Regions from separate parts of the Homo sapiens genome. Here regions 2, 3 and 4 are each linked to region 1. The links are chromatin loops, found by intact Hi-C in ENCODE. Cell type or tissue: endothelial cell of umbilical vein. All regions are shown on one strand. Region 1 holds the start of TBX18 (T-box transcription factor 18). Region 2 has its middle 36 kb from the start of TBX18-AS1. Region 3 has its middle 100 kb from the start of LINC01611. Region 4 has its middle 81 kb from the start of LINC02535.

Region 1 (8,000 bases):
AGTTGTGTGTGCTTTCTAAAGTTCCGTTTAAGGAAGCTTATTATTCATAGATTTCACTGCACTAAATAAACTGAAAACTTTAAAATGCAAATATTCATGTGCCTACCTCAAATTAATATGATCTGCCCAACAAATCCATTTATTTTACTAACCAATGGATGGGAAAATTTCACACTTTTTAAAAAACCGATGTACCTTTTTATAAAAAATTTTTAAGTATTCCTCAGCAAATTCAGGCTGTGTTGGATTCCATTTAGGACAAAAATAAATAAATAAATAACCAGGTACTCTAAATCTATAAACAGGATGCTTTTTAAAAATCAGGGTAATTATTCTTGCACCTATACATGATTAAACATGTATTGTGGGTGAGTCCAGTGACTTTTCCTCCTAGTCTAATATGAAATAGCAGGACAGATCATCTTATCAAATTGCCAGGATATCTTCTGATAAAGAACCAATCTGCCTGGGAGTTTCAAATCTGAAAAAGCAAATCATAGTTTACTGGAGTAAACTGCTGTTTAAAAATAAAAGAGAAAGGAAAAAAAAAAGAATGTTTCCTAGTTCCAGAACTGACAACTAGAGCCTAAATAAATACCTGGACAAGGGTAAATATGACCTCAAATTTATAACCGCCCTGAACGCAGAACATCAACCGCGACAGCTGTGGCATCAGCGGCGACAGTAATTTTCTCCCTGGCATTCAACCAGAGGGCAGTTGGACTGTGCACCGACTGCACTAGTGGTGGGTAGCCAAAGCTAGCCTCCAAAGTGAACCACGGTCTGGGGCCTGGTCCCGTTTGACCGAAAATGCTATCCAGAACCCCCACCGAGCTGCAGGCCCTTCTTCCTGATTGAGCTAGAGGTGAGTGAAGACAGGGTCTGGGGTAGGGAGGGGCGTCCACGCCAGCTTGCCCATTACCTGCCGGCCTTGGTGATGATCATCTCAGTGCCTATCTCATGAAAGCGCTTCCAGAGCTCGGCTCCCTGCAGATCCACCCGCGGGGCCTGCGGCGAGGGCAGAGGGGTCCCGGGCCGGGCCAGGGAGCGCGCCGGAGACCCCTTGGGGGAGCCTCCCGGTGACGCCAGAGGGGAAGCTCCCTGCTGGAAGCCGTCCTCACAGCCGCCTGGACAGCAAAGGACAGAGAAAGGGAACTGGTGAGGGAAACAGAGGGGAAGCCAGCCGCGGAGACGGGCCCACCTGGTGGCTGAGAAGAGGAAAATGACCGGGAGAAAAGGGGAAGCTTTGGTGCCATCAGGTCCTCCTAAAGAACAAGCCAGTCGATAGACACCCACATTCTGCCTGTCGAAGGGGCGCATTCAGAGCTCCAGTGTGGCCTGCTTGGTCCCCAAGTCCCAAGCCCGGGAGAGGCGCGCGGGCAGCGTCCACCCCACCCGCTGGGCCTCCGCAGGGCCAAGGCCCCAGCAGAAAAGGCTTCACGCCGCCGCCGGGGTCTGGGACGCTTGCCCGACGGAGTCAGAGGAGCTCCCGGGTCCAGAGTCCCCAGTGCAAACTCCGACGCAACCTGCGCCTCGAAGCGCAAGCAGCAAAAGCGCCCGGACTCTGGTCCCAAGAGCCTGGGCCTCCTTAAGCCATAAGCGTCTGCGGCGCCTCGCTTTGGGCCTTCTTTTGGGCCGGGCCGGAGGCATCTTCTAGAAGGCTCTTCAGACCCCGCTTTCGCCAAACTCCCGGCGCCCTGCGCTTCCAGCCCAGCAGAGAAAAGTGTGAAAAGCAAGCCCGCGGTCGCCGTCGGCCTTGGCAGAGAAATCAAGAGGAGAAGGGAAGGGAACCGCTCAACTACCCTTCGGGAAACCAAGTTTCCAAATATGCCGCCCTCTTCCTGGTTTGCACAAACGGTTTAGGGCATTCGTTCCGGTTTCAGGGTGGGGTATGCCGTCGCTCCCCTCCTCCCCGCCCTGTGCTTTTAAAAGTTAGGAAACAAAAAAGAGCACCCATTGGCTGGAACCCCAAGGGAGGCAGATGCAGGAAGCACAGAGCTGCACCGCTAGGCGCAGCAAACAGCCGCGGCCGAAGGCGCGGGTCGCCGAGTGGGCGGCGGCCGCCCGCGAGGCGAGCCTGGAAGCAGTATCTGAACCGTCTGGAGGGTGACCAGGTTGCGCGGCGAGCTTTGCGACTGACACGGCCAATGCGCTAGTGGCTGAGTGGCCTTGGCCATGTAGGGACGCGGCGCGCACGCACACCCACAGACTCGCAGAAGTTCAGGTTCGCGCCGGAGAGAAGTTATAGGCAGGAAGGGGCCCACTCACCCGCGGCTCCGCGCTCCAGGTCTGCGCCACTCCGAGCCGGCCCAGACGTCGCCCCAGCCGGCGGCGGGAGCGCAGCGCCTTCGTCTCCCTCAGAAGAACCCTTTTCGCCCGCGCCGCCGCCGCGGCTGCAGCCTCCGTCGTCCACGGCCCCCGCCGCCTCTTCGGCGCCCAGTTTTCGCCGCTTCTTCTGAAGCTGTTGCTGCTTCTCGGCGCCGATCAGCGCCTCCACCGAGAAAGCGTGCGCCTTGAGGCTTAGCATGCTGCACGGCGAGCCCCTTCGCTTCTCGGCCATCCCCCCCGCCCCGCGCCCGCCCGCCCCTCTCTCATATACACTCACGCGGGCACACGCGCGCTCTCGCTCTTCCCCCACCAAAAACTAAAAGGCTCTCGGGGCCTCCCGAGATCTGCCCCCTTCCCCACCGCGGGCAAAAAACAGATTTGGCGTTTCCGCTTTCTCGCTTGTGTTGGGATCCAGGAACCGGCGACGCGCCGGCCAAGTCTCCTTTCCTGGGTCTCTCTCGCGCGCTCTCTCACTGATGCACTCCTTTGCTCCCACCCCTTCCACCTCCTCCTGCTGCTCCGAGGTCTGCCTCAACTGATGCGCCAGAGAGGACTAACATGGGTAAAAAACACTCTGTGGACACAAATTAGGGATTGTAATTGAAATTTGTTGCCTTGATCTGTCAGCACTTCCAGGCAGGAGAGCGGTGGGAAGAACTTGCTCATTAGTGTCAATAAAGCGGCGGGGGCGGAGCCCGGGTCCCTGTCCATCACCCAGACGGCCGGCCAATCAGGAGGCGCCGACTCCGCGCAGCCCGCGCCCACTTCCTTACAAGGTAGCGAAAAACCAGGAGTGAAAAGCGCCGCTGTCTGGCTTGGATGTGCCAGCCACACGGACGCTGAACTCTGTCTCTCTGACGTCCGTAGCTGAGTCCAGCCCCGTAGTCTCCAGCTTTCCTCACCAGGACCTGGAAAGGCGGAAGTTCCCGGCTTTAAACTAGACGTTCAACAAGTTAGAAAATCAGGAATCTTTCAAGGTTCCGTAAATTGCCGTCCCACTTCCGTATCGCTTAATGTTGCTACAACTCAGAATATTGGGAAGCTGGGAAGAATTCGCAGGCCCCTCCTTTCTCATTTAAATGTTCCTGCACTCAGTCTGCGCCAGATATGGCTTAGGCTTATTTAAACTTTACTCCGTGATTTTTTTCTTAGGGGATACCAGGTTAAGAAATATGTAAATCCTTTAGGAGTGCAAAATGTTACGTTAACGCTCAGTCCGTCATATAAATGTCAGAAAAAGCACGCCCTTTCCGCAGCCCACCTTTTCTTTCAAAGAGTGGTAGTTATTTTAAAACGTAGGTCATGGGATTTTCATTCTGTACGTCTTTAACGATATGGACAACTTTAAAACCCCTTAAAACTTCGCAAAATGAAATAAGTATGAAGACGCAATAAAATTCCCCATTTGAAAAACTTCTCTGTGATTTAAGTAAGTTTATATTTGTCCTACTGTTGACAATTTACAATCGTTACTTCAGGCTTTTAAGGAGTCCATTGATGTATTTAAAACAAATTTAATAAAATCAGTGCTTTTTAATTAAATGACACCAAACATATATATTTGTACAATTTGTTTTGTAGTTTCAACTCGACTTTTTGTTAGGATTAACAAATATATATATATATGTTTGGTATAAATAGAGCAAATCTCTTGTGGAATAAAATTAATCGTGCATATTACTCCATCTTTTGTATAAAATACACGGCAGGCCGGGCGCGGTGGCTCACGCCTGTATTCCCAGCACTTTGAGAGGCCTACGCGGGCGGATCACGAGGTCAAGAGATCGAGACCATCCTGGCCAACATGGTGAAACCCCCGTCTCTACTAAATAAATAAATAAATACAAATAGTAGCTGGGCGTGGTGGTGCACGCCTGTAGTCCCAGCTACTCGGGAGGCTGAGGCAGGAGAATCGCTTGAACTCGGGAGGCGGAGGTTGCAGTGAGCCCAGATCGCGCTACTGTACTCCAGCCTGGCGACGCAGCAAGACTCCGTCTCTGTCTCTCTCTCTGTCTCCATATGTGTGTGTGTGTATATATATATATATATATATGACAAAGGAATTTTTTCCTCTCCCTCGTCCCTCGTTTAATTCAATCTCCGCAACCGTTGGCTGCCCTTTTATCTCTGACTTCTCTGTAAACTTTCAGTAGAGTAGCATTTGGGGGTAGATCCGCCACTGAGACTGATCCTTTTATTGTAGAAGAGAACGCGCGGTTCCTGGAGGCCGGACACCACAGCGGGAGTAGGAACCTGGCAGGCGATGAGCAGAGGCACGAGCAAGCCGCCCAGCCAAACCTGGCAGCCTTGAGGTCAAAAATGATTTTGTAATATCCTTGCGGAGGAAGCCTCTTTTAGACGCCTGAGAAACAAACTCAGTTGGGAGGAGGTGTTTTGCATTTTACAAAATGAAGGCTTTGCGACCGGTTTAGAGCTGTGTGGTCCCTAGTGGGTCTCCAAGCTCCGGGGTACCCTAGGCCGGTATTACATCATTAAAAAGAAGCGCAAATCCCATTTCTGAAGCTTAGCCGAAGGCAGGCGCCGGCAGGGAGAGCTAAGAGGCCGCCTAGAGAGTTTGGGCCGGGAGTGGGAGTGGGACAAGGCGGGAGCTAACTTAGCTGGAGTAGACGCCAGAAGAAGTTCCGTTCAGCTGAGGTGCCCCGCCCCAATCCCAGGCTCTCGGGGACCCCAAGAAGGGAGCTACCCGGTGCTTCTCCGAGCGGTCCTTACAGCTTTGGAGACTCTGCTGCTGCCCAGGGGTGTAGTCGTCGGAGCCCTCGGGCCTGCTGGGGCTCAGCAGGGGTAGTGGGAGCCCCTACCCTGGGAGAAACTGCCAGGGACAAACACTGTTTGCTGACGCAAAGCCTGTTCCGCAAAGGAGTTCTCCCTGTATATGTCCTGCAGCTCAAACTGATTTAGAAAGGGATACACAGGCCTGCAAGGCGCTCTCGGGATCATACAGCCTCACGCCCTCTTCTTTTCCTCTGCCATTTCTTTATGTCTTTCGCCTTCACCCTGGGCAGCAGACCCCAGCAGGCGGGGAAACCCGGGGACTGGTGTCCGCATTGCCGAAAGGCTGGAAAGCAGAGCCTCGTCTACATCCACGATGTTTCTAGAACGTGGCCCTTAGAAATAATTCAAGTGTGAGTAGGGCGCCGAGGACAGGACAAGGCGTTTGCCCCCTAGTCCTGCTACTGGCTAAGGAGAATCATAGCAGTAGAGCCGCACCACTGCTGCCGCCGCCTCCAACTTGCGTTAAGTTCGGCTCAGGCTACTGGATTGGGCAGGACCAGCTAACCCAGGTCCCGAGGGGCAGTGTGTCACAGACTGCAGCCCACTCCAACCTCGGCTCCTGGAGAAGGGGCGTCGAATCTCTCTTGGGCATGGGAGGGAAAGACATTCCGAGTTGGCTGGGCGGAGTGGCAGCCTTGAGAGTGACGAGTGACAGCAAAGCCTCGTCCTAGCAAGGCCTTTTACCAACAGCGCGGCATGCCCTTTCGAGGAGAGCGCCAGGCCCTCGCACTTTGCAAGTCAAGAGAGCAAAGAAAGCGGGGACAGGGCGCGTAATCGCAATGTCCGGTCGCGCGTGTGCACGTGTCTGTGTTTGCATGTGTGCGTGAGCATGTGCACCTGCTCAAGTGTAAATGTGTCTGTTGGCAGTTGGGGTCTAAGTACCTGAGAATGTGTGTCTTCTGTTGCTTTAGGAGATTAAAATGTCTTTTCCCAGTATTGAGCTACATTGAGGAAACAAAACTGAAATAAACTGTCAGGCCTCTCTCAAGACCAGCCGGATTCTATGTTAAATAAAAGTCAGCCAGAGGAGAATATTGTCAGAATGAATTAGTCTCAAGGACTTGGGGAGAGAGAGAAGGGCAAAAGATCCTTGAGCTCCCAGATCTGGGACAACGATATACAGTGGAATCCATGTCCTGCCGGACAGCAACACTAACTGGTGGGAGGGGGCGTGCAGGGGCGGGAGATGGACTTTTAAAAAGCATATCCGGTCTCTTCTTTATTTTTCTTGGTGCAGTTTAAAATTGGACAGTTCCGAAATAGTGCTTTTTTGTTGTTGTTGTTTTAAACTCATTCTCTGTCGGCTTCCACTCTGCTTTTTAGCCTGGAGCCTGTTTACATAGCATTGATACATGGCCAGTTGTGTATAGTTTGCTATTTCATCTTACCTGATTTATAAGATACTTACATTTTATTTATAAACAATTGTTTCTTTTTTAAGTTATAATTGTTAAAGCTCTATGCGTCCGGTCTTCATTCCTTCGAAAGATTGATTTTTTTTCTTTTACACTTGACACTCGCTGTATTTAACCCCTATATTTAATTTCTCAGACTCGATAAGGTAAGCCCTGAGTCTGTTCAGACAAGAATCTGTTCTTTGCCCCTGATCTCAGGGCACATCAAATGGTCCCCGAGTCTCCAAATAATCCGGACCCAGACTTCTTTGCCACACATAGAGAAGTTTATTATTAGTAAAAGATGAAGTGAGCTAGAAGCAGAAATGGGACGGAGAGTATGGGTGGGCAACGGCCAAATCCAAACACCAAGAGGGGTACTTATTTGGCTGCGTTCCTCTATAGTTTAATCTGGGAAGGAGCCATAGCCTAATTGGAGACCGTGAACATCAGCCTACGCTGAGTCACCAGGCAGCGCCGCACAAATGGGCTAGGGCTTCCCCTTTCCGCGATTCCTGTCCCTACTCTTTCCCACTCTCTTTCTTCTCTTTGCACATACTTTTCTTCTCGCCTCTCCTTCGGATCTGCGTTAATGAAAATATTTTATCTTGTACAAGTTTATAAAGCCTACGGTAGTAAATTCAGGCGTCCCAGGGCTCAAGGACTGCACTCTTGCGGATTTCTCTGCCGGGTCTGGTGCTGCAGATGCAAACCCAGGCCCCGTGAACAAAGCGATCCGGAGCTGCAATTCCTCCCTGCTCACTCCTGTGGCTGACTTGCACGCACAGACATCGCCTCCCCACTTGTTGGCGACTGTTTTCCATTCTTCCCCCAACAATTCGTCCTTCTCAATTCCGATTAGCTGAGACTGAAGCCCTCTACAAAGGACCTGTGCAGCCCACGGAACAACTCCGCAGTTCTCAGGTAGAAGAATCAGAATCAGGTCTGAGCCCGCGGAGTATCTCTTTAAGCGCTGATTTTTTAAAATCAATGATCGTTTCTCATTGGGGCTCCAGGGAGGTGCTCGGTTTCTGGAGTGTCAAATGAGAGTATACTCCCAGGGTAAGCTTGTCTTCATTCCTCTCTCTCTCCACCCCCCCGCCCCCCCGTTTTCCAGCTTGGAGAAAGGAAGGGGAGAAGGGGTCTTCTGGCCCACCAAGTCGAGGGACATTGAGGAAGTAATGAATCTGTGATGCGTCCAGAAGAAAATTCACCCTCTGGGAAAATGAGCTTCCGTATTCATGCTTGGTGTATCTCCAGCAGTATCTGCTCTACCTCCAAACAACACTGCAATTATTTTTTTTCACCCCGTGGGTGAAAAACCGCTGCCCTATCTCCCTCATTTATTGACTCACACTCCTCCCACAAAACTACAGTGTTGAGGGATCAGTAACAGAAATGTTCAAGAAGGCCACACTTGTCTTTATCACTAATATGTGACATGTAAGATGGCTTGAAGGAAGTACTGAAATTAACACCCAGATG
Region 2 (8,000 bases), 110 kb before region 1:
CATTAACACATGTCTACTAAAATCAGTTATTCTTTCACTATGACTGACATTTAGTGAGAACAGCAAGTTTACATGTTTGTACATGTGTTTAGCTTTGACCTCTTCACCAAAACATATAAATGAGTCACTGCGTCTTCACAAGACATTCTTAATCTATGGTAGACGTTTTGTACGGGGTCAATTTAGCTAAGCTGTAACTAGATGTCCCCAAATTCCTATGCTATATGGGTCCTCATTAAGGCAGGGCCACAAGAGACTTTTGCAGCAGATTTGGAAGATGAAAGTGCAACAGGTGTTACACCCTGAAGGTTAGGGGAGAGCCACATGCTGTTGTAACTTGCCTCTGTTGTCACCCGTGTGCTTGTTCACCTTGTCATGTTGGGGCAGCAGCCAGGCCCACGGTTCCCCCTGCTGAATATCCTCCTACAATTTATCCAAGTTACGGGCCCACCGCATGTACAGCTGCACGGTGAAGAGCACTGGCTTCTTCTGCAAGCCTCCTAGGCATGGAGGTTGAAGGTTGGCAGTGTCTGAATGTTTGTTTCCCCACAAAATTCATATGTTGGAATTCTAACCCATAAAGAATTCTCACCCCTAATACCCCAAGAAGATGATATTAGGAATGGGGCCTTAAGGAAGGAAATAGATCATGAGGGTGGAACGCTTGTGAATGGTATTACTGCCCTTATGAAAGAGACCCCAGAGAGCTGCCTTTTTTTCTTCTACCATGTGCATACACAAAGAGAAGTTGCCACCTATGAACCAGGAATGGGCCCCTCACCAGACACCCAATTGTTGGGACCTTGAACTGGACTTCCCAGCCTTCTGGTCTGTAGGAATATATTGCTGTTTATAAACTACTCAGTCTGTGGTATTTTGTTATAGCAGCCCAAGCAGACTAAGACAGCAGTGGTGAGAGATGGGTACAGATTCCAATTTGCCTGAAAAATATCTAGTTTGTCTTCACTGGTTCCAGAATTTCCTTGCTCTCCTCCACTTCACATCTGGATTTTTGTCCCAACAGATGGCCCTGCTGGCCTGCAGTGATGTTAGGCCCACACCAGATGCCAAGGCAATTGTTTTCCATGCTATTCTTCACCATCTCCCATGATTGCATGAGCTCTATTCTCTATAATGAATTTCTAATTCTCTGTCACTCAGAGTTGTCCTATTTCCCTTATCAAACTCTAACTGATATGCCTGCATGAGCATTACCTTGTCCTACTGAAGTCACTCTATTTAATACATAAAGATTGAAACAGAATTAGGAGATAGACAGCCTGTGAAGAACACTCCACAGTTTATCAAGATATAATTAGTTGCTCATTGTCAGCCTGTTTGATAGCTTACAAACAACAGAAATTTCTTTCTCTCAGTTCTGGAGTCTAAAAAGTACAAGATCAAGCTGCTAGCAGATTCAGTGTCTGGGGAGGGCCTGCTTCCTAGTTCACAGATGGTGTCTTCTCACTGTGTCCTCACATAGTGGAAAACAACAAGGCAGCTGCCTGGGGCCTTTGTTATAAGGACACTAATTCCATTAATGAGGGCTCCACCCTCATGACCTAATCACCTTCCAAAGGCCCTACCACCCACATTTCTGATTAGCTTTCAACATATAAATAACGGAGGAATGCAAACATTCAGACTATAGCATATATCTTTTGTAATCCTCCTTTTGATAAAAGTAATTGCTAATTAGGAGTCAATAGAATCATTTAAATTTTATGCAGGACTTATAGGGCTGCAGCATTCATATAAAGTAGCCATTTTCAATATGTAATGAATAATTGATCCACTCATATGGAACCCCTCTTGACTCAGTCCAGATGGGATTTAGAGTAGACCAATGTAATACAGTATGTCATCGAGAATAAAAATGTAAAAGACAGTGCATCTGAAGAATTTTTAAGTCATTAAAAGCAGAGGAAATTAATTGCATAAGCCAGTTAAACTCAAATATTCTAATAACAGATTCCTGAAAACTAAGTCAGGTTATGTGGACTTTGTTCTATTTTCCTATTCTAACACCACTCAAATGTGAAAACCAAAGGGTTATTCAGTAAATGAATCAATAATCACCTTTCTCTGCCATCATAGTCCACACAGGTAATTTTCCTTAAAATTAAAGGCAGAATAAAACAAAGAATAAAACCATAAGTTTTATGGGCACTTTTTAAACTCACACTTAAACTGCCTTCTCTCTGCTTGAGAGAAACATGGTCTCACATATTAAGAGCTCACCGATTCCTGCCTTGTCCAATTCCATTTTTCCTTCCAGCTTCCACTGTTGTTAGCCATCCTCCTCTAGTCTGTTTCCTTGAGAACTGGGACTGGTTCTCACAACTTTCTGTTACCAAAGTTCCTTGCAAATAGGGGATGTTTAAAAAACAATTCCTATGATGAGGAGGACGTCATGTCTACCTGGGCCACAGTTCTACTCTCCACCCATTATGAGGCAAGTATGGCATATTAAACAAAACATAAGATTTGAGATTTCTTCTAGAACTAGCACTTCCATTTTCATGAACTTCTTTCTCAGGGCCTCTCTTTTTTCTTCCCCCTAAGATAATTCCAATTATTCTTTACAGTTCAGAGAACAGAGTCCTCCTGTGAAATCTACTACAGTACTTTTCAGCATGCAATGCAAAAGAGAGCTGACACTGGGATTTGTTTTGCCTGGGTAGGTGAACACCTGCCAAGGACTAAATGCCTACCATCAGCTGAAACATTCAGAGCAGTGTGGCACCATCATGAAGGCCCTTCCTGGACACCAAGCCTGAGGTCAAGTTCTTATCTGCTTCCTGCCTTCTTTCCCAGCCAATCAGCAAGTTTGGTTTTGCTTTCAGCTAGAGACAAATACCTGCAGCAGTTGGCTCCCAAGAAGCATGTGGCTGTGTCTACCAGACACTTGCTACAGTGATTTATTCACCCTTCTAGTACTTTAGGTAAGGTCGTCAGAAGACACCCTACTATTAGGTCTAAATTCTTGGGAAGAGTTGAAATAGTTTCAGAGATAAGAGGCCTTTTTTGGTAGATGAGACCAACCAAAACATAGACTTCTCCAGGCCAAAGAGCACCCAAGCAATCTTAGCCTAAGTAGCTGCCAAAGAGAAATCCTGAGAAAAATCAGTTCCAGAAAAAGAAGGATAGTGTCTAGGGTGTTTTTGGAATAGCCCCGGGTAATTTCACACCAGTATAAAGCCCTAAAATCTTATTATTAATTAAGCCAAACCCTTCCAGTTTGGAATTTGTTTATTTTCAAGCACAGTGATAACACAGGGGATATTATGGCAATAGGAGATTTTGCATGTGAGTGACAGCTGTCATCTCAGTTGTAAGAATATAAGACCATGAGGCCCAATGGACTTGCTAGTTCACCTCATCTTGGGTGGTGAAAATATTGGCAATTGTGCCCAAAAGAACTTTGAATACCAGAGCTTTATTAAAGAGATTAGTTAATTTTTCCCCTGTTACTGTTTTTTCCACACACAAAAAATACCTTAGTACATAAGTTACAAGGACCTCTGGCTGATAAGTGATTTATACTGAAAACACTGAACATAGTCAGAAGAAAGCAATTCCTGCTATTTCCCCCGCTTGAAATCTGGATCCATTCCAGACATTTTTCTCTGAATCAGTCCCAAGCAACCCCATCTGTGGTACTAGCAAACTGATGAGATCTTCTGCCTCATAAAAATCCTATAGCCTTAACAAAACAAAGTAGACTTGCCTTATCTTATAGGTCTCTGAACAAAATACTTATATTTTTTCTAATTTAGTCAAAAACTTATGGTTTCTTTTTCACTTTCATACATTTTAAAAGTGGTACAGAGTGTATTTTCATATAACCTCTAGCATCACACCTCAACTACTGCTGCCAGAATTTACAAGGTCTAGCTGGACTTTCTGAAATAGACTCGTGCCTTCTGATTAGATTCATGACTCGTTTGAGCCATGCTGGCAAATGCAATTAACAATCTATCCAGTAAAGCTTGCACACAGAATGCTTGCAGGTTATACTATTAGGATCTGTCCATGAGTGGAAATCCAAACCAATCCCAAATACTGACGCACATCTTTGAATAATCAGGAATCAATATATTTAACCTGAAACAAAAGGAAAAACTTTACTTGTTAAATCTCACACTCCTAGTTCATGTTAACAAAACTCTAAGGCTGGAAGGTTCAACAGGTCATTTTGCCCATATCTCTGTCTCTAACAAGTTCTTCATCTAAACAGTACCAGCTGGTTGGTGATCTCATCTAGATTTGAAAGGATACAGAAAAGAGAATTTTTCAACGTACCTTGGCAGTGTTCTTAAACTTTCTCTTTCATTCCCCACAAAATGTCTTTCTTTATGACCTTCCTATTCCCATTAAAACCTACTTCCTCCTTTTCTATTTTCATAGGATCTGGAGAACACTATCAAATAGGAAATATGTTTTCTTTTCACTTTCTCCCTACGGCAGAGTCTCAGAGTCTCAATCATTGCCATGTATAATGGCCTCCCTTAGTCTATTCAGGCTTCTGTAACAAAATACCTTAGACCTGTTCTTATAAACCAGAGAAATTTATTGCTTATGGTTTTGGAGACTGAAAAGTCCAGGATCAAAAAGTCAGCATATTCAGTGTCTAGTGAGAGCTCGTTCCTCATAGATGGCACCTGATATGTGTCTCACATGGAGGAAAGGGCAAAAAGGCTCCCTCAAATCTCCTTTATAAGGGCACTAATCCCATTCACAAGGGCTCTGCAATCATGACCTAATCACCTCCAAGGGCTCTACCTTTTAGCACTATCACCTTGGGGGTCAGGTTTTAACACATGGATTTTGGGGAGACACAAATATTCAGACCATAGCACGGCCAAACCAAAGAGGCAGTTCTTTCTGTTGCCTGCTTTGTGACTGAAATCAACTTGGAATTATCTATTTTATATCTCAAATTAGGCCTCCTCCCACCACAAACACCTCAAGTTCAATACATAATAAAGTACTAAAGATAAACCCAGGCATTAGTCATTTAAAATCGTAAAATATATGCAATATTTTTCGGAACACAGGACATGACTAAATTCAAGTGAAAAAGTAACATGAGTAGTATCTGTTGTGGAGTGTGGGAGTCCTGATTTAAAAATAATACTTAAATGAGAAAATAAAATATATAATCATACAAAAAATAAAAGCATTCATAATCCCACTACAGAGACATAACCACTACCACCTTCTATTTCTTCTAAGATTTTATATTTTTAACAACTTTATTTTTGCTAACTCAACTGCTAAGGGAAAGGCATTTAATTACACAAATATCTCCATTAGTTTTAATGGTTAAAATGATATGTTCCACTCGAATCCAAGATACTAAAGGATTTTTACAGACAGCAAAATATATCAAATGAATGATTAAATTTCTAGAAATAATAATAACTGTAAATTAAATAAATATAATTTGAACATTAAAATGTGATGAAAGGTTATTGTACTCACCAAACAAAGAGAAGCCTTGATCATGGGTGGGTGGTTGGAGATGAAGGGCAAAGGAACCATTTTCTAGAAGGCAGTGAGAGTTAGTGATCAACTTTCTGACAGGTAACCTTATTTGGGCACCTGGTTGTCTTGCACTCAAAATGCATGTTTTGATGTAGACAAACACATCCCAAATTTTAATGGTTTAAAACAACAAACTATTGTATTTTCAGAATTCTGTTGGTTAGATGGGCTAGTTTTTAAAAATCCTTGTCAGCTTGGCTGATGTCTCTTGTTAGCCAGTGACACAGCTGGAAGTGGTTGGTCTAGGACAGTGGTAGGCAAACTTTTTCTATAAAGTACCAGATGGTAAATACTTTAGGCTTTTCAGGCCATGTTTTCTCTGTCAGAACTACTCAACACTGCTGTTGTAGTGTGAAAGCAGCCATTGGCAATATGTAAACACATGGCTGTGACTGTGTGCCTTGCCTACCCCAGGTCTAGAATGGCCCCACTTATGTATTTGGCAATTGGCAGTCTGGTTGGTCTAGAGAAGTGGTTCTCAGAGGGCTCTATGACTTCATGCTCAGACATGAACATGTATTAAGATTACCTAGAGAGCTCCTTAAGACATAGATTATTGGGCATTACATCCAAAGCTTTCCATTCAGTAGGATTGGGGTGAGGCTGGAGAATTTGCATTTGTAGCAAGTTTACAAGGGATACTGCTGCTGTTAATCTGGGGATCACATTTTGAGAACCACTTGTCTAGAGCACCTCTGCTAGGATTGTTTATCGCTGCTCCATGTGTCTCTCTTCCTCCAGGAGGCTGGCCTGGGCTTCCTCACTCTGGTGGTGTCAGGGTTCCAAAGCAGTAAGAAAGGCAAGCCCCAATGCACAGGTGCTTTTCAAGCCTCTGATTACATTAAATTTGCTATTTTCCCATTGGCCAAAGTAAGTCATACAGTCAGGCTCTGCTGAAGTGGAAGGAGACCACCCAAAGGTGTAGATAAAGGAAAGTTTGAAGAAACTGGGCACCATTACTGCAACAATCTACCTATGGCACACGCGTGTGCATACATGCACACACACACAAGTTATAACACAAACACATCTTTAGAACAAGATAGATGCTATACAGCAGGAGGCTTTGAAACACATGGAAATAGCTCACACATACAGTGGTTGAGAGAACCATAGAAAATACTACCTTTTTATCCCACTCATCTTATGTATGTTTGCAAAGAAAAATACTTTGGGTTCATCCACACAGGGCAATTCAAATTTATTCCATATGATACTCTTATTAGAAACTGCTGTTATCAAGTAAGTTGGTGAATGGATCTTTGCCTGAAACATAATGTGAATACGTGACTTATATCATAATGATTAAGTGAGTTTTGGGGAAAAATAGTTATAACGAGGAAAAAAATTGAATGAAAAGGGGAAAATGATACAACCTTTCAAAAGTTGCTTTAGTGAAAGGCTAACCAGCAGTTATTATGCAAGATAAACCTGTGTATGTAAAATACTCTCATAATTTCTAATAAAGAAAAATGGAAAAAAATAAGTTTTATATCAGTCAAACTCACAAAATGCATGTTATAAAGATGACGAATGAAATTAACGGTCCTGAAGGACCTTCCCAGTGGGGCCCAGAATGGGAACATGGAATATAACCCTGAGGTGCCCAGAGAGTGTTATGAAAAGTCAGTATACAACTCACCCCTCCCAGTTGAACTTTGTAGATTTCACAACTCCATAGATTTGTGATATCATGACTCTGATTTATAAAAGCTATCACATAATAGCATTAGTTTTCAGAAATCTGTCTCTAAATGAAAGACTAAAAATAAAATGAATGATGCCAAAACCAAATGGCTTACAAAATGCCTAGCACTGTGTTTTATGAGACATAGAAGTATTTATACATTTCAGCATAAGCTGAAGCACACCGAACTTTTTTGCACTTGAGTTTATTTTATTGGGGATTAGAAAAATTGGTTTTGTTTATGTGACAGTGTGGCTTCAAAATTGATGACAGATTCTATGAGGAGTATTCTCTCCTAAACTAAGCACAGAATTAAAATACAAATTGAAAAGTAAAATATGTTACCTATATAGAAATTCTAAAAGAACTGCCATATAAACTGGCATGCCAGTATTTATGCCTCTGAGCACCTGGTGAAATTCAAAATAGAAAAAATGTGAATCCTAATCTCAAGGGGCTTACATCACAGGTGAGAGCCAGATAGGCAAATATCACATAGGCCAATAAACAAAATATTTCAGAGACCAGAAAAACAACAGGTTGGAAGATGAGAGGGTGACCCAAAAAGCTCCCCAGTTTCCCCCTGGGTACAGAAGTGGAGATAATCCCATTAACTGCGTGTAGTTACTGTGGTGGGTCTTATTAAGGTTATTATTCCTGAAGATGCCTGTTGGTTTCATGGAAAATAAAGAAATAATATGATGTCATTCCTGAACCATAAGCACTGAATTGACCGTTCTCTTTCCCCATAACTGCCATCTGC
Region 3 (8,000 bases), 190 kb before region 1:
TAAAGCAAACCTCAACAAATTCAAAGGACTAAAATCATTCAGAGTATGTTCTCTGAACATAATGGAATCAAGCTATACGTAGATAATTTTAAAAAACTAGGAAATCCCTGCTATCTTGGGTATTGAATAATGTATTTCTAAATAACACATGGATCCAAAAATAAATGGCAACGCAAATTTAAAATGTTTTGAAATCAAAGATGATTAATATATGTAATACTGAAAGTGGGAGAATGGTATCAAATGAGTTGTTTAAGGAAAATATATAGCCTTAAGTGCATATAGTAGAAGATTCTAAAAGATCAAAAATAATAATTTATGCTTTATCTCAAGAAGTTAGAAAAAGAACAGAAAAGTTAAATAACAAGAGAAGGAAATAATAGATAAGAATATAAATCAATAAAACAGAAAGAATTTAGAAGAGAAAATCATTGAAGACAATAGTTGGTTCATTGAAGAGATAAATACAATTGATAAACCTCTAGCAAGACTAATAAAAGAAAAAGAGAGGAAAAACAAATTACCATCAACAGAAAGAGGAAGGGAACATTAGTATGGACTGTATAGACATTAAAAAGATAATAATAAACGTTTTTCTATCAATATATTTTGAACTCTAAGCCAAAATAGAAGTTTCCATTAGAAAACAAAACTTACTAAAACTCTAAGAATAGAGTCAAAATTGTAAAATTATTTGCTTGATATCTTGAAATGCAGAAATTTTTTTAAAAAATTATGTGTGTATATATATATATTTATTTATAAGTAGAAGAATCTGATTAGCCTTATGTAGTGGGTTAAATGCTGGCCTCTCCCAAAAGATATGTGTACTTAGAATCTGTGAGTGTGACCTTATTTGGAAATAGGTTCTTTATAGATACAGTTAAATTAAGGCTTTCAAGATGAAATCATCTTGGATTATCTGAGTAAACCCAAAATCCAATGACAAAGACTGACCCCTGAAGTCTTTGGAAGAAGTGTGACCATGAAGACACATTGATTTTGAAAGCTTCTGGTCTCTAAAACTATGAAAGAATAAATTTTCTGTTGTTTAAAGTCACCAAATTTGTGGTAATTTGTTGTGGTGACAGAAATTTATTATACCTTATATGTTTCCAGTTTATTAAAGCTGTTAACAAAAATCTTCTTACAAAGAAAACTCCAGGATTAGATTGCTTCACTGATAAGCTCTTCCAGATATTTCAGGAAGAAATAATGTTAGTCTGATCCAAATTCTTTGAGATAATAGAAAGAGAGCAGAAGTATTTCCCAATTAATTTTGTAAGTACAGCATGACCATGATGCCAAGCCTTCCTATGCCTCTTACGTGATGCCAAAACTTCAAAAGGACAATAAAATATAGGGAAACTAGAAACCAGTCTTTCTCATGAACATAAATTCAAAAGTAATAAAAAATTAGGAAATCAAACAAGTGTTTATTCTAGGACTATAAAGGTGATTTTAAAATGTGCATACTTCTATTCACAATAGCAAAGACATGGAATTAACCTAGGTGCCCCTCAACAGTTGACTGTATAAAGAAAATGTGGTACATGTACATGATGGAATACCACACAGCCACAAAAAAATGAAATCATGTCCTTTGCAGCAAAATGAATACAGCTGGAGGCTATTATCCTAAGCGAATTAATGCAGAAACAGAAAAACAAATATCACATTATCTCACTTATAAGTGGAAGCTAAATTTTAGGTACACATGGACATAATGATGGGAACCATAGACACTGGAACTCCAAAAGGGAGGATGGAGGCAGGAGGTACAAGGGCTGAAAAATTTCCTAGTAGGTACTATGTTCATTATGTGGGTGATGGGACCAGTGGAAGCCAATCCTCAGCCATACGTTATATGCCCTTGTAACAAACATGCAAATGTACCCCTGAATCTAAAATAAAAATGAAAATTAAAAAATAATCTGTATACTTAATTTACAAAGAGTTTAAAAATAGGTAAAACTAGCCTATAGGTTTAAAAATGAAGATAGTTTTTATTTTGGAATGTTTTATTGACTAAAGCAGGGCACGACTGGCTTCTGGTGTTTTGATAATGTCCTGTTTCTTGACCTGGGTATTGATTACAAGAGTGTGCTCATTTTGTGAAAGTTCATCAAAATGATTGCTTATAATTTGTGTACTTGTTGTGTATGTATTATAAAACTGTTACATTAAAAACTTTCTTCACTAGTTGTCAAAGTTGAATCACTAAAGAAGTTTAGGATTTGAGAAACCATGTAGCATTTAAATAAAATATGGATTAAAAAAATGTAGGGCTGTGCATTGGACTGGCTACTTATGACTGCACTGTAGAACATGCAAAATAAAAAGACAAGCTTGGTGACTGAATTTACAGTTTAAACCACAAACAGAAAAACTAGACAACTTCTATAAATGATATGAGAGAATCCTTATTTCCTGGAGCTGTATGGCTGAAATTTCTAAAAACGAAGGCCTTCTACCATAGGTCACCGAATCACAACACTGAATGAATTTACAACCTTCCTATGCCTCTTATATTAAAGTTATGGCATTGATTCAGATAGAGTGAAACTCTGAGGATTGATTTTGGGACATTTGAGTAGATAGATATTGGTGAAGCTGTGTAACTTGAATCACTGAATCACATATCCCACTGGCATCCCTTGTTACTATGAGCTGCCTTTGCTCCCCTGAGGCCATTAACCTACTCTTATCTAAAGAGTATCAACAACACCCACTAGACTAATTTTCCTGCAAGGGGAAGTGGATTATCCTCAAGAACTCATATCACCTTACCCTGTTTTCAGACCTAGTATCTAACAGATGGGTTGATTGGCTATATTAAATGATTGCCTATATTAAGTAAATAAAGGGTGAGATACTACAACTTCCTTAACAAACTATAAAGAAAGAAAACCATAGATAGCATAAAGAGGCAAAACAGCTCTCTATAACATTTCTGTTGCAGAGTGCTAGAAATAATATGGATATATTAGATGTAACAAGGTCATCCCCGCTTAATTCTGTTTTCTAGTGGGTCCAGTAGGCATTCCTTTCACCTAAACTTTGAAAAGTACATTAGGAAACAGCACCAGCATCCTTGAAAGGCCCTATAGTGACACTTCTGTGCAGGTTATGGATGACAGTAGCAGGTGTTGACATTGAAAAGTCTCCCTGAATTGTTTGGGGATAACTGAATCTTTTCTTCAATGATGTCAGCAGCAATTAACCACCGGAAACAAAGTGTGTGTGGTTACTCTAATGGGTACTAGGGCTGGAGAAACAATTAGAATAGTTTGACTCACACAGAGATTTCCTGTGGTTAACTGGTCATGGTGTCCCTTTGATTGAAATAGATAGGCAGCCTGTACAAGTCTTATAGGATGTTAATAAGTGGCAAAGACTCTAAGTCTGGTAAATAGAAACCTGTTCTGTATCACCATAGTGGAAAACCATGATCTCACTTAATTCTCAGGCCTGAGCCAGACCCTTTTGGATGAAGAAAGGGCAGGGTCTTCTTGAGGAAGAATTCAGTTACATTTCCAAAAATTTATACCAAGACTATTCCTCCTAGCCTTTCTCAAAGTGAGCTGTAGCTGTTTACCAAGGTAACTTGTCTTTGAAAAAATGTACATTTTCAGACTTTCAGTGAATACTGGATACTGGCTCTGAACTGTTGCTAATTCCTAGGGGTCACAAATCACATGGTGGTCCAATAGTCAAAAGGTGAAATAACAAATGAATTTTTGGCCTGGGTCTGTCCAGAGGTCCCAAATCCAGACCAAGGTTGTTTCCTCCATGCCTGAATGCATAACTGGAGTAGACATACCCAGCTACCTGTAGAATGCCCATATTAGTTGCTAGATGTGCAGAGAAATGGCTATTCTGGTAGAAGGTCCAAGCAGAAGCCTCTAAAGCTGCCATTCTCTATCAAAATAACAAAAGTAAATAAATCAACACCACATGTCTGAGGAAGTTAATGCACTATCAAAAATTTTAAAAATGCAGAGTTTGCAATTCTTATTACATCTTCATTAAGCTAGCCTATTTGGCTTTGTAGGAAACAGGAGGACCTTGGAGCATGACATGGGTTATCATAAGGTTAATCAAGATGTAATTCCAATTACAGCTGCTGTTCCAGATGCAGTCTTCTGCTGAATAGAATCAACCCTTGCTGTGGTACTTGGTTTGCAGAAACTGATTTAGAGAAATTTTTTTCTCTTTATTTATTAAAAAATTCTACCAGACACCCTTTACTTTCAACTACCAGGCACAGCAGCACCCTCCGCAGTTTCATCTAAGAGCCATGCCAGTTTTTTACTGTTTTTCATAATCTGTCCATCTCTATGGCATCATCTATCATGCAGGACATTATGCTGATCATCTATACTGATGACATCATGCTGATTGAACCCAGTGATGAGGAATTAGCAAATATTCTAGATATCTTGATGTGACATATGTGTGCTACAAAGCAAAAAATATTAAAATTTCTACATCTATGAATTTGTCAACATCTCCTTATGATTCTGTTTTGTTTTATAGAGCTCAATGGTATATATAGGGTACATAATTTTAACATATTCCTGGTGAAGCATTCCTTGTTATTATGTGTTTCCCTTTTTCCCTACTAATATTTCTCCACCTCCATTGGCCTCTCTAGAGACCTGTCCAGAATCAGATCTTGTGGTGGCATGTCCAGGCTTTTGGCCCATGGTAACATTGGAGATATAGCAGACTGAGTAACCAAGCTAGTAGGCCATTTAGTTCAATTCCTGTTTATAGGATGATGTCTAATATGTGTTGACCTTTCACTGCCTGGGACTGTTCTAAGCCATAGATAGCTCCAAACAGTAATTGGCTTTTTTTTTTCTATGTCCTTTCATGAAACAGAGTTGGGGAAGGGGCCGTGGCTTATGCTCTGCGCTTCCAGGCCCTGGCTTCAATCAGTGGACTGGGCTCTGTCCTTCTCTTACTTGAAGCAGTTTTGGTTCCTTTTAGCCAACATTGGTTAAACTCCCCTAGTCAACACTGGTTGAAATTTCTTGGCTTATCTGCTCCATACTTGGTACATTGTTCCATTTCTGATCCGCAGTGATATTGGTTTTATATTTGAGTCAACCTATGTATTTTTTAATTTTTCTTTTCTTTTCTTTTCTTTTCTTTTTTTTTTTTTTGAGAGCTCTTTCGCTCAGGCTTGACTGCAGTGGCAAGATCTCCGCTCACTGCAAGCTCCGCCTCCTGGGTTCACGCCATTCTCCTGCCTCAGCCTCTCTAGTAACTGGGACTACGGGCGCCCGGCTAATTTTTTGTATTTTTAGTAGAAACGGGGTTTCACCATGTTAGCCAGGATGGTCTCGATCTCCTGACCTCGTGATCTGCCTGCCTCGGCCTCCCAAAGTGCTGGGATTACAGGTGTGAGCCACTGCGCCCAGCCTTAATTTTCTTTTTCAAAGTTTTACTTATCATTGTCATGAATTTGGAAAATCAATGCTTGAATTTATTGGGCCCTCTTGACATTACCAACCATTAGGTTTATAACAAAATCATTATTCCTGGAAAATAATCTACTAATTTGTAAATTGTCGTGAGTAGTAGCCAGGCATAATTGTTATAATACAGTCATGTTCCACATGACAATGTTTTGATCAATGATGGACCATGTACATGATGGTAGTCCCATGATATTTTTAATCCTGTATTTTTACTGTACATTTTCTATGTTTCAGTATACAAATGCTTACCATTGTGTTACAATTGCCTACAGTATTCAGTAGAGTAAATGCTGTACAGGTTTGTGGTTTAGAAGCAATAGGCTATACTGTGTAGCCTAGGAGCAATAGGCTGTACCATGTAGCCTAGGTGTGTAGTAGGCTATACCATCTAGCTTTCTGTAAGTACACTATGATTTTCACGTAATCAAATTACCTAACACATTTCTCAGAACGTATCCCTATCATGAAGTTATTTATAACTGTAGTTCTTTCAGAGGACATTGCCAACTTATTCTATAACACTTTTGTGTTTTCAGCATATAGCAATAAATGCAGAATGATTTTTGTCTTTAAAATTATACTGGAAAGAATATATTTTGAAACACAAAGCACAAATAACTTTTATATGAGAAAAATAGCCCAAGTGAATGGATTCTTGAAAGTTGTAGGAGTTGTTTATTGCAATGTGTTTTGGCAATGTGGAAATTCTTATGAGAAAACTAGAAACAATTTTTTCCCAGTGAGAATTTTTAAGTTTTGTTCTGCTTATTTTGAATGTTCCTGGACACAATTTGGTCAACTAACTTGCTTAAAATTATGTTTCCAAAGTTAATGCTAAGTTATCCCAAATTTGAACTGGAAATTAAGTATTTTCAATGCCAGTCAACACTATGGAATAATGGGTAATTTGGGACTACAAATGGGGCTTTTTAGTTTTGATCCTCTAGTTCTGAGATTTTCTGAAACTAAGCCTCTCAAGAATAAGGACTACTTTTCTTGCTTTCTCACATTGACCATTACTGGATTTAATACCCAGTAATCACACGTGAAATGCTTTTTCAGTGAGTGAATAAATAAACATTTAACTATATGTAAAAGTTTTTTGAATATAAGTCAGACAGAAAATAGAATTGGGTTTGACTTATTCAGACTATTAATTTGGTTTAGAAATAATTTATGAAAATGTATGCCAAAATAAAACATGTGCTTAATTGCATATAGTAAGTGCTTACTGCATGTTTATTATTATAACTATTGAAAGGTCAAGAAAAACTTTCCATGGCTTAAAATAACCAACAAATAAGTACATCATTCATGAGATAAATAGCATTATTGAAAAAATAATAAATGATTAATTCTGTACATGTAACTAAATTGTTTCCCCCTTTTTAAAAACAAAAAATACCCAACAGCTTCCATTTCAAAGAAATAGTTTCTATTGGAGTGAAATAGTTGAATCAATCCTAAATGATTTATTAGAAAAATAGCTCCAAATGTGTACTGGAATTTAAGACATTCTTTACTCTCTCTATCCTATGATTACTGAACACAAAGTGCAAAGATAATACAGCAATTGTCTGTTTAATTTAGGTGATAGAGATAACTCAAGACGATATTTCAGGGGGGTCCACAACCCAAATTATCCAGTTTGGCCATGTGTCTTTCTAAATACCTGCATTAACTAATAACTGCCAAGCCTCCCCTTCACTTGTTGCTGTGTTAACATGACTGATATGTTTTGGCTCTGTGTCCCTACCCAAATCTCATGTTGAATTGTAATAATCACCTTGTGTTAAGGGCAGGGCCAGGTGGAGATAATTGAATCATGGGGGGACAGTTTCCCCCATACTGTACTTGTGCTAGAGAGTGATTTCTTATGAGATATGATAGTTTTATAAGCATCTGGCATTTCTGCTGCTGGTACATTCTCTTTTTGCCTGCCGCCATCCATGTAAGATGTGACTTGCTCCTCCTTGCCTTCCATCATTATTGTGAGGCCTCCCCAGCTATGTGGAACTATAAGTCCATTTAAACCTCTTTTTTATTCCCAGTCTCAGGCATGTCTTTATCAATAGTGTGAAAACAAACTAATACAATGGCCAACACTTTTAAAAACTTTAAAACCCCAAGATAAGAAGATGAAATTTACTGCTCGCATTCTTATTCAGTTACATACATTATTGTGGAAATATCTACTTTCACTCAAATCACAATCAGTATTTTCTATGAAAATAATACATTTATATCATGGCTTTGTTTTGGGAAAACAAATTAACTTGTAAAGTATGGCAGACACAATGCTACAAGTACAGCAAACGATTTCTTTGTTCCTCCTGGATACATGGGTAGCTCATTTCCTGACCATGTGGTCAACTCTGGCCAATGAAGGGAAAGCAGGGGGTGGTGCATGTCCTTCTAGACTTGGCTTTCAAAACCTGTACCACAATCTCTTTTTCATCCACCATGATCTTGGACGTGCATGACCCTGACAACTTAGCTACAGGTGAAACC
Region 4 (8,000 bases), 560 kb after region 1:
ATGTAGATAAATCAGGGATACAGTCCCCAAGACACAAAATCATGATAGCTCATATGCAATGTTTTACAAGGTGACTATGATTTACACCACCTAGCAGCACCAAGTAAATGAAGAAATGCCGACCCCTTGAATGCAATGACCATGGGAGAAACACAAACACACCTCCTCATCTTTTCTCCCTTACCCCACTTGACCTGCAGGCTTTGCCCTATGAGTGTGTATACAGTGCTGTCCTCTCAAACTTTCTTGCTAAAAATATTTACTCCAACATCCCAAACAGGAATAAGCATCCTGAGCAGATGAATCCAAGTAGCAAATGAGAAGGGAATGCCTTAAGTCTTGAGAAGAAGCTTAAAACAACAAAACATTTTTTGGAACACTGAAACATTTACAAATACACAAGAGAACTTGTGATAGCACAAGAACAAGAGATCTAACAGAATCCATATTGTGTGCCATCAGTGACAATACATCTCAAATAAAAGAAAGCTATTCAGCAGGAACAACTATGAGAGCTGCAACATCTCTTGATTAAGCCTGAGGAAGGTATAAATAATGTTGATGATGATGTAGACCATGATAACAAAAGTCCAGTAACTGTCACCAGAGGGAAATATGCCACTATAATTGGGCTGATGTGCACCCACAGGTATTGAAAACAATTACCCCACTGAGCAAAGCACCCACTGCCTAGCAGTCTCCCATATCACTTGAGGCCATATATGCAGCTTCTTAAAGAAAGGAGAAAATGGCCTAACAACAACTTCTGCATTTCTATTTTAAATTAATGTAAAAGGTAAACAGGACAAACCATAGCACCTTTAGTGCAATAGCATTTTGTCCTACTATTTTCCTCCTTCTCCATAACTCAGAAGCCCCCACTGTGCACTTACGACTCACCAAGCAAACCTTGTGCTTTCTGTAAGGTGAAGCACTTATGTACCATGGTATTTTTTAAATTTTATAAGGGACTTGAGATTTTTAAAGCTTTTATTAGGGTTTTAGAAGAGTATTCCTTACTAGACTATACAGGTGTTGTGTTTCACCCAATTAAATTTTTCCCAGAAGGCTCATCATTTTTATTGCATGAAATTCTACATTACATTTATTTTTTAGAAAGATGTATATGGCACTGTAGGAGAAACAACTATATTATCTCATTTAATCCTCATCTTACCCCACTTTACAAGAGAAAACATTGGGTATGGTTTTCATTGAACATCAAAATCTCATATCTTGTACATATTCTCCCAAACTGTGTTCCCCGTCTTTCTTCTAATGTAATGTTAGCTGAGTTTCTCCACCATTCAAAAGCCTTTTCCTAGAACATCGTGATGAGAGAAATCACAAAGCGGTAGCTCCCAGCCCTGCTAAAAGGAGGAAACGTGCTTGGCATCCAAATGGAAACTGGTTTCTAGTACTTAGGTCAAAAGTTCATGTACACACACACACACACACACACACACACACACAGAGCGTTCTCAAGAGAAGTTCTTAAGGCCAAAAGAAAAAACAGAGAGACTACCAACACATAGATCCTAGAGTGAAAAAATCCAACTGGCAATCTGAACTAATGTAGGCAGTTTCCCCAAAGCGACTGATAACTATTGAGTTACTTTCCCCAGGGTCAGCTGCAGAGAAGGAATTAGAAAGACCAAGTTGGGGCCCTTCTCTACTCCTTTTAAATACCGCGTTTCTGTTGCTTGGAACTTTCATATTTCTGCATCAGACTGTTCTCCTTGCTATATTTCACACTCCCTCTGGCTTCACATCAGAAGAACAAGGTCAGTATTTGTTTGTAATGGAATAGGGGTGTGATGGTGAATAATACAGATGTATATTTTACTTGGAACAAATGCAGTTCACCTTTCTTCTCTGAGTAAACTGAGATCTTGAGAGAGGCTGCACTGCATAAGCCTTCAAAAGGAGGCCCTCCTTGGGTATTCCAAACATTTTATCAAGCCACAAGATCCTCTTGTTTCAAGCAAGAAGCACCTACAAAGAAAAAGACAGTTTCTGTAAGACACTTGGATTTTGGGTTTGTTAGTTCTTTTGGGGTGAATTTTTAATGTTAACAGAAAAACCAAACTACCTTGGTGGAATTGGGTGCCAGGAGGCATTAAATAAATGGATTCAAGTAAGTACATTTGCAATACCCTAGAATGGTACATTCTCTCAGGTCCTTTGCTTTGGGTTTTTCAGAGAGATTCAGAATACGTTTCTACGTTTATTTAAAGTAGAATGTTAAGGCCAAGATGAAGAGAATCAATTCTAATCAGCTTTTGAAGTAGAAACAGGACAGGATCAATCTTGCAGCACTCAACAGACTATCTCCCATTTGGAACTAAAGATGCAGAACATAAAACATTCCATTAGATCCCTATTTTATTTCATTTGTGGCCACATGAGTCTGTCTAATCCTGACCACAGAATCAGAATGTTGAAAAGACTTTGAAGGTTCATCGAATCCACACCCACGCCTATGGGAAGATCTCCCACTAACCCTCCAGACACATGGGGACTTACCCTGTTTCTAAAGACCTCCACGAAGTCCTACAAAAAGTGTTAAAACACCAGCTCTCCTGCCAGTGGTCTGCTGGGATTGTTGAATTTGCGTCGGCCCCACCTCCATTAATCAATCCCACTCCAGCTCCTCAGAATCATCCCCTTTTCTCTACTCTTTAATACTCAACATCTGCCCACAGCTCACATGTGTTGCATTGCCAAGTTCTGGCCCCTAAGCCAGCTGAGGCCTGTTCTAGTCTATTGAAGCCAAGGCACAGGTGTGGCTGTCAGGCAGCCCAAGCCCCTCCTGTTGTTCCCCATGCAACCATTGGCAGTGCTTCAGCTGCTGAGCAGCTAGTGAGAGGAAAGGCAAATTCCTAAACACTCAGGAGTTTTGGAGTGTTTCATTCTTTGCAAGGAAAAAAGATTCATAGATCTTTTATTAGGGAGGCTGCAAGTGATGCTTGATATAAAATATTTGCCTTTTGTTTAACATAGTAAATTGATCATTATTTGGCTACCCCAACTCAAACTTCTGATCAAGCCTCAAAATTTGCAGCACCAACCTCTACCAGAATTCCTACTCTGTTGGCTTAAAATAGCAGAGGAGTAAACTTTTTTCCTTCATTAATATGAAAGAATTTGAAGCATTAGAAATAGCCCTGCACTAAAGAAACAGGTACTAAGAATGATGTTTCCCAGGAAATGCGTGTGGCCAGAAACCTAAGTCAGGAATGAAGAATCCTCAATGAGCATTGGAGAGGACTGTCTACTTTCCTTGACTCTCATATCATTCCTGGCTCCAGACTGGCTCCTGGAAAACGCTTTTTCTCCATTTCCCAGACAATGTCTTGTGCACTCCCCCATTGCCTGAGAGAGACTTAGGGAGGGTTATCTGTAGTACCAATCAAGGCAGCTTGGATGCTCCCCTCCAGCCTTCAGCAGACAGACCCTCCTGGAGATGTGGGAAGGGCCATCACCCCACTGTAAGGAGCTGAGGCCCTGTTGATCAGCTTTTTCAGTTTCAGCAACAGAAGCAGACAGGCCTTGAGCTGTATGGAGTGGAGCCTGCAGTTACTGGTGTGACCATCCACTGCAGTCAGAGGCAAAACCCTGAGAGAAGCCCAAAATCCAGCTGAAGAATGGGAATGCACAGGGTCATACTCCTCAGGTGGTGCCAATTTTCAAAACCCCAGACCCCTCAAATCAAGGACTGTATCCCAGAGAACTGGATAAACCAGCTATGTCCCTACAGATAAAGACACATGCTACCCTTTAACTTCCTGCTGGCTAAATGCTTTCTCTGAAGGCCTCGCCTGAGCTAAAATCAGATTTTCACATTTAGTATAATAATTCTCAAAAGCCCCACCCCCCGATCATAATCATCTTTTGACCTCCCTTCTCAGTGTTTCTACATTCACTGAGAAGTCTTAGCCAAGCTCCTACGACTCCTAATAGCTCAGATGACCCTAAACAGATGCATGCATTTGGATCATGTTAAGTTCATGTTCCAGCACTCCTGTCAGCCTTTCTTTCAGAAAGGTGATTTTTTCTCAGACTCAGGACAATTTTATATGGTAAACAGATTGCTTAAACAAACAAGCTTTGTTAACTTTTAAAGAAAGCACATAAATTATACCATCATAAAGCTTTCCCTTTTCAGGTTTGTAACTGGAGTGTCATAAACATCAGACTTGATGATCTTTGGTCCACATTTCAGATGTCTCTATCTTCAGGTGAGCCCCAAATGATTCTTACAAAGGGTAGCAGCGCCCTCTACTGGTTGGCTTTGCAGGCTAAGCTTTTACAAGGTGGAAGTCTGAGTATGAATCCCTTTGATGCTGAAATCCCTTGTAGTTAAGAAGGGAAATGAGGTTTTGAATGCGACGTTCTTCATTTCCTCAGCAACGCACATTGCAGCAAGGAGAGTCTCACATTTCTTCCATTATTATTTCTAGCATTTAATATAGCCAGCCACATTAGAACTGATGACACCTCGACAGCATTTTTCCCCATTACTAACGGTGTGAGGCAAATCGATGAGGGGTGGGGGGTTCCATTCTTCCCACCCTTTTTAGTACTCCGCCCCGCCCAAATAATAGAGCAGCACCACTGGCCATCTCTGAGATGTTCCCTTAAGAGCCACAGGAGGACAAACACAACCCACATGAGATGATAAGCCTGATTCTGTGCCACCTGGACTGGAAATCGACTAAGAGCTTGAGTGTACAATAAGACTCTCACAACCATCCACACACAGCATAGAATTTCAATCTTGATCTGAAAGCAGCTGTCAAGCTCAACCACCTCAACCACTTACTTCCAAAGGAATCTCTATGAATTCAGGAAACCAGGAGACCCTTTAGGTGGCTGGGGTACATTCAACAAAAAATATTTCACTATATTCAACAAATATTTAGTAAGCACTTACACTGTTCTGGTGCTGTGTAGGCACCAAGGAAACAGTGTTAAGAAAAAGCAACACCTGCTCTTAGTGGAACTTGTTGTCTAAGTGAGAAGACAAATAATCCCCAAAATTAATTACAAACAAGGACAAAAGACATGAAGGAAAGGTACACGATGTCATGTGGATATATAGTCTAGGGGAGTGGAGGGAGTTTCCCTGAGGAACTAACATTATCACTGAGAGCAAAAGGGCAAATAGTAGTTACTGAGGGTGGGAGTGGGCATGGGTTCCAGGCAGAGAGATAAGCATGTGAAAGACAGCTGCCAGGCAGGGAGGGGCAAGATCCTGGATGTGACCCTTGCCATAGGCATCCATGTCTTTATGACATTATTTCTATAAAATTGACTAAATAAATAAATACAAATAAATCCTTCCCAGCAATTGACCAAATTCCTCCAGTAAACCGAGTTGTCAATTTCTGTGCTGGGAAATGAGAGGAGTGGCCAAGTCTTCTACAAAGTGGGCATTTTTCTGGTTTTCGTCCACCTGCTGGAAGTTATGGATTCCAGTGAGCTCTTTGCTTCATCTTTGCATCATTTTAGCATGTTGCACCATGTACCCAATGCCAGAGCCTTCTTTTATATGGGCAGTATCTACTTACCTATATCTCTTCTGGTACTTAACAGACACCAGGCATTTTTCTTGTGCTTGATAGTGACTCTACATTAAACATTCCTAGAATTTTATCCCAGAATTCTTGGACAATGCCTCAGCAAGGTGATCTGCAACATTATTTTACTTATTTATTTCTGCTATTTTAACAAATGGTTATTTAGAGCTCACTACATGCCAGGCAAATTCTAACTGCTTAACAAATAGTAACTCATTTCATCTTAATGATAATCTTATGAGGTGGTTACTAATATTATCCCCATGTTGCAAATGAAGAAATTGAGGCACTAAGAGGATACGAAACTTTCCTGAGGTCACTCAGCTACAAGTGACCAAGCCACAGTTTGAGCCCAGTCAGTCCCCAGAAATAAAGCTGGAAAGCATTGCTCCACGCAGCTTCCTCTTAGCAAAATTAAAGAGGTACTCAACCAATAACGCTTTTTTATCTAGTTTAACATATGTCCCAGATGGGTAGAATCCTGTCAATTCTACCATTTGACAGCATTCTCCAATCCTACTTCTCATCCGGCTCTCTTTGGCTTCTGTACAAGCGCTGCCCCTTCATCCCCTCTCTCGGTATGGCAGCACCCACCACATGGAGCTGCTCTCGAGGCTCCAGATCTCCTCCCCTTTTTACCTCCATCCCACACCACGTCACAGCACTCTAGAAAAAAATGGTCTCTTCTATTTTTAAACTTCACTATCCCACCACTGCCTAAATATTGCAATTAACCCTCATACCGGGTCCTCCATGACCTTGTCCCAGTTCACCTTTGTAATCTCATTTCCAAAAGCTCCTTACCCCCAGCCCAAACTTGCCCCTCCAGCAAACCTGGCCCACTTGCCTTCTTGGCATGGCTCCATACCCTTTCATGGTGAGAGGTGACAGCGTGCTGGCAGTCCTCAGAGCCCTCGCTTGCTCTCGGCGCCTCCTCTGCCTGGGTTCCCACTTTGGCGGCACTTGAGGAGCCCTTCGGCCCGCTGCTGCACTGTGAGAGCCCCTTTCTGGGCTGGCCAAGGCCAGAGCCGGCTCCCTCAGCTTGCAGGGAGGTGTGGAGGGAGAGGCGCCAGCGGGAACCGGGGCTGCGCGCAGCGCTTGCGGGCTAGCTGGAGTTCCGGGTGGGCGTGGGCTTGGCGGGCCCTGCACTCGGAGCGGCCGGCCGGCCCAGGCAGTGAGGGGCCTAGCACCCGGGCCAGCGGCTGCGGAGGGTGTACTGGGTCCCCCAGCAGTGCTAGGCCACCGGCGCTGTGCTCGATTTATCGCCCGGCCTTAGCTGCCTTCCCACGGGGCAGGCCTCAGGACTGCAGCCCGCCATGCCTGAGCCTTCCCCCAGCTCCGTGGGTTCCTGTGCAGCCGGAGCCTCCCTGACGAATGCCGCCCCCTGCTCCAGGGCACCCAGTCCCATCGACAGCCCAAGGGCTGAGGAGTGCGAGCGCATGGCACAGGACTGGCAGGCAGCTCCACCTGCAGCCCTGGTGCGGGATCCACTGGGTGAAGCCAGCTGGGCTCCTGAGTCTGGTGGGGACTGGAGAGTCTTTATCTCTAGCTCAGGGATTGTAAACACACCAATCAGCACCCTGTGTCTAGCTCAGGGTTTGTGAGTGCACCAATGGACACTCTGTATCTAGCTGCTCTAGTGGGGCCTTGAAGAACCTTAATGTCTAGCTCAGGGACTGTAAACACACCAATCAGCACCCTGTGTCTAGCACAGGGTTTGTGAATGCACCAATCGACACTGTATCTAGCTGCTCTGGTGGGGCCTTGGAGAACCTTTATGTCTAGCTCAGGGATTGTAAATACACCAATCGGCACTCTGTATCTAGCTCAAGGTTTGTAAACACACCAATCAGCACCCTGTGTTTAGCTCAAGGTTTGTGAATGCACCAATCGACACTCTGTATCTAGCTGCTCTGGTGGGGCCTTGGAGAACCTGTGTGTAGAAACTCTGTATCTAACTAATCTGATGGGGAGGTGGAGAACCTTTGTATCTAGCTCAGGGATTGTAAACGCACCAATCATCGCCCTGTCAAAACAGGCCACCTGGCTCTACCAATCAGCAGGATGTGGGTGGGGCCAGATAAGAGAATAAAAGCAGGCTGCCCCATCCAGCAGTGGCAACCCGCTGGGGTCCCCTTCCACGCTGTGGAAGCTTCGTTCTTTCACTCTTTGCAATAAATCTTGCTGCTGCTCACTCTTTGGGTCCACACTGCGTTTATGAGCTGTAACACTCACCGCGAAAGTCTGCAGCTTCACACCTGAAGCCAGCGAGACCACGAGCCCACCCGGAAGAACCAACAACTCCAGACGCGCCGCCTTAAGAGCTGTAACACTCACCGTGAAGGTCTGCAGCTTCACTCCTAAGCCAGCAAGACCACGAACCCACCAGAAGGAAGAAACTCCGAACACATCCGAACA

What was found. Peaks named below come from ENCODE experiments on the same cell type or tissue, not always from the same donor. Only the 100,000 strongest peaks of a DNase experiment are listed, where the experiment ranks them.
Region 2: it touches region 1 in a loop (5-fold over the local background); 3 of 110 quality-filtered maps call a loop at or near these places.
Region 3: it touches region 1 in a loop (5-fold over the local background); 6 of 110 quality-filtered maps call a loop at or near these places.
Region 4: it touches region 1 in a loop (8-fold over the local background); 11 of 110 quality-filtered maps call a loop at or near these places.

Annotation. Positions count from the first base shown.
Region 1 is chr6:84,761,622-84,769,621 of GRCh38, forward strand. TBX18 (T-box transcription factor 18) reads right to left here and starts at 2,977. Exons shown (of 8, transcript NM_001080508.3): 1 at 2,269-2,977; 2 at 923-1,127. The coding sequence starts at 2,560. It overlaps LOC124901353 (a long non-coding RNA gene), which reads left to right and starts at 720. Exons shown (of 2, transcript XR_007059666.1): 1 at 720-865; 2 at 7,633-8,000. RefSeq lists enhancers at 1,710-2,294, 2,295-2,878, 2,890-3,184. In endothelial cell of umbilical vein, a CTCF peak has its summit at 1,212 (motif pointing left); DNase peaks (open chromatin) are centred at 1,210, 1,450, 1,990, 3,130 and 1 weaker place; H3K4me3 peaks cover 4,079 bases; H3K27ac peaks cover 3,581 bases; H3K27me3 peaks cover 2,675 bases.
Region 2 is chr6:84,648,963-84,656,962 of GRCh38, forward strand. No RefSeq gene overlaps it. Among named protein-coding and RNA genes, the nearest start is that of TBX18-AS1, 36 kb to the right of the region's middle. In endothelial cell of umbilical vein, no CTCF peak of the experiment used is centred here; DNase peaks (open chromatin) are centred at 3,599 and 4,399; H3K27ac peaks cover 3,228 bases.
Region 3 is chr6:84,572,219-84,580,218 of GRCh38, forward strand. No RefSeq gene overlaps it. Among named protein-coding and RNA genes, the nearest start is that of LINC01611, 100 kb to the left of the region's middle. In endothelial cell of umbilical vein, no CTCF peak of the experiment used is centred here; a DNase peak (open chromatin) is centred at 3,283; H3K27ac peaks cover 1,461 bases.
Region 4 is chr6:85,319,338-85,327,337 of GRCh38, forward strand. No RefSeq gene overlaps it. Among named protein-coding and RNA genes, the nearest start is that of LINC02535, 81 kb to the right of the region's middle. In endothelial cell of umbilical vein, a CTCF peak has its summit at 4,298 (motif pointing left); a DNase peak (open chromatin) is centred at 4,274; H3K27me3 peaks cover 140 bases.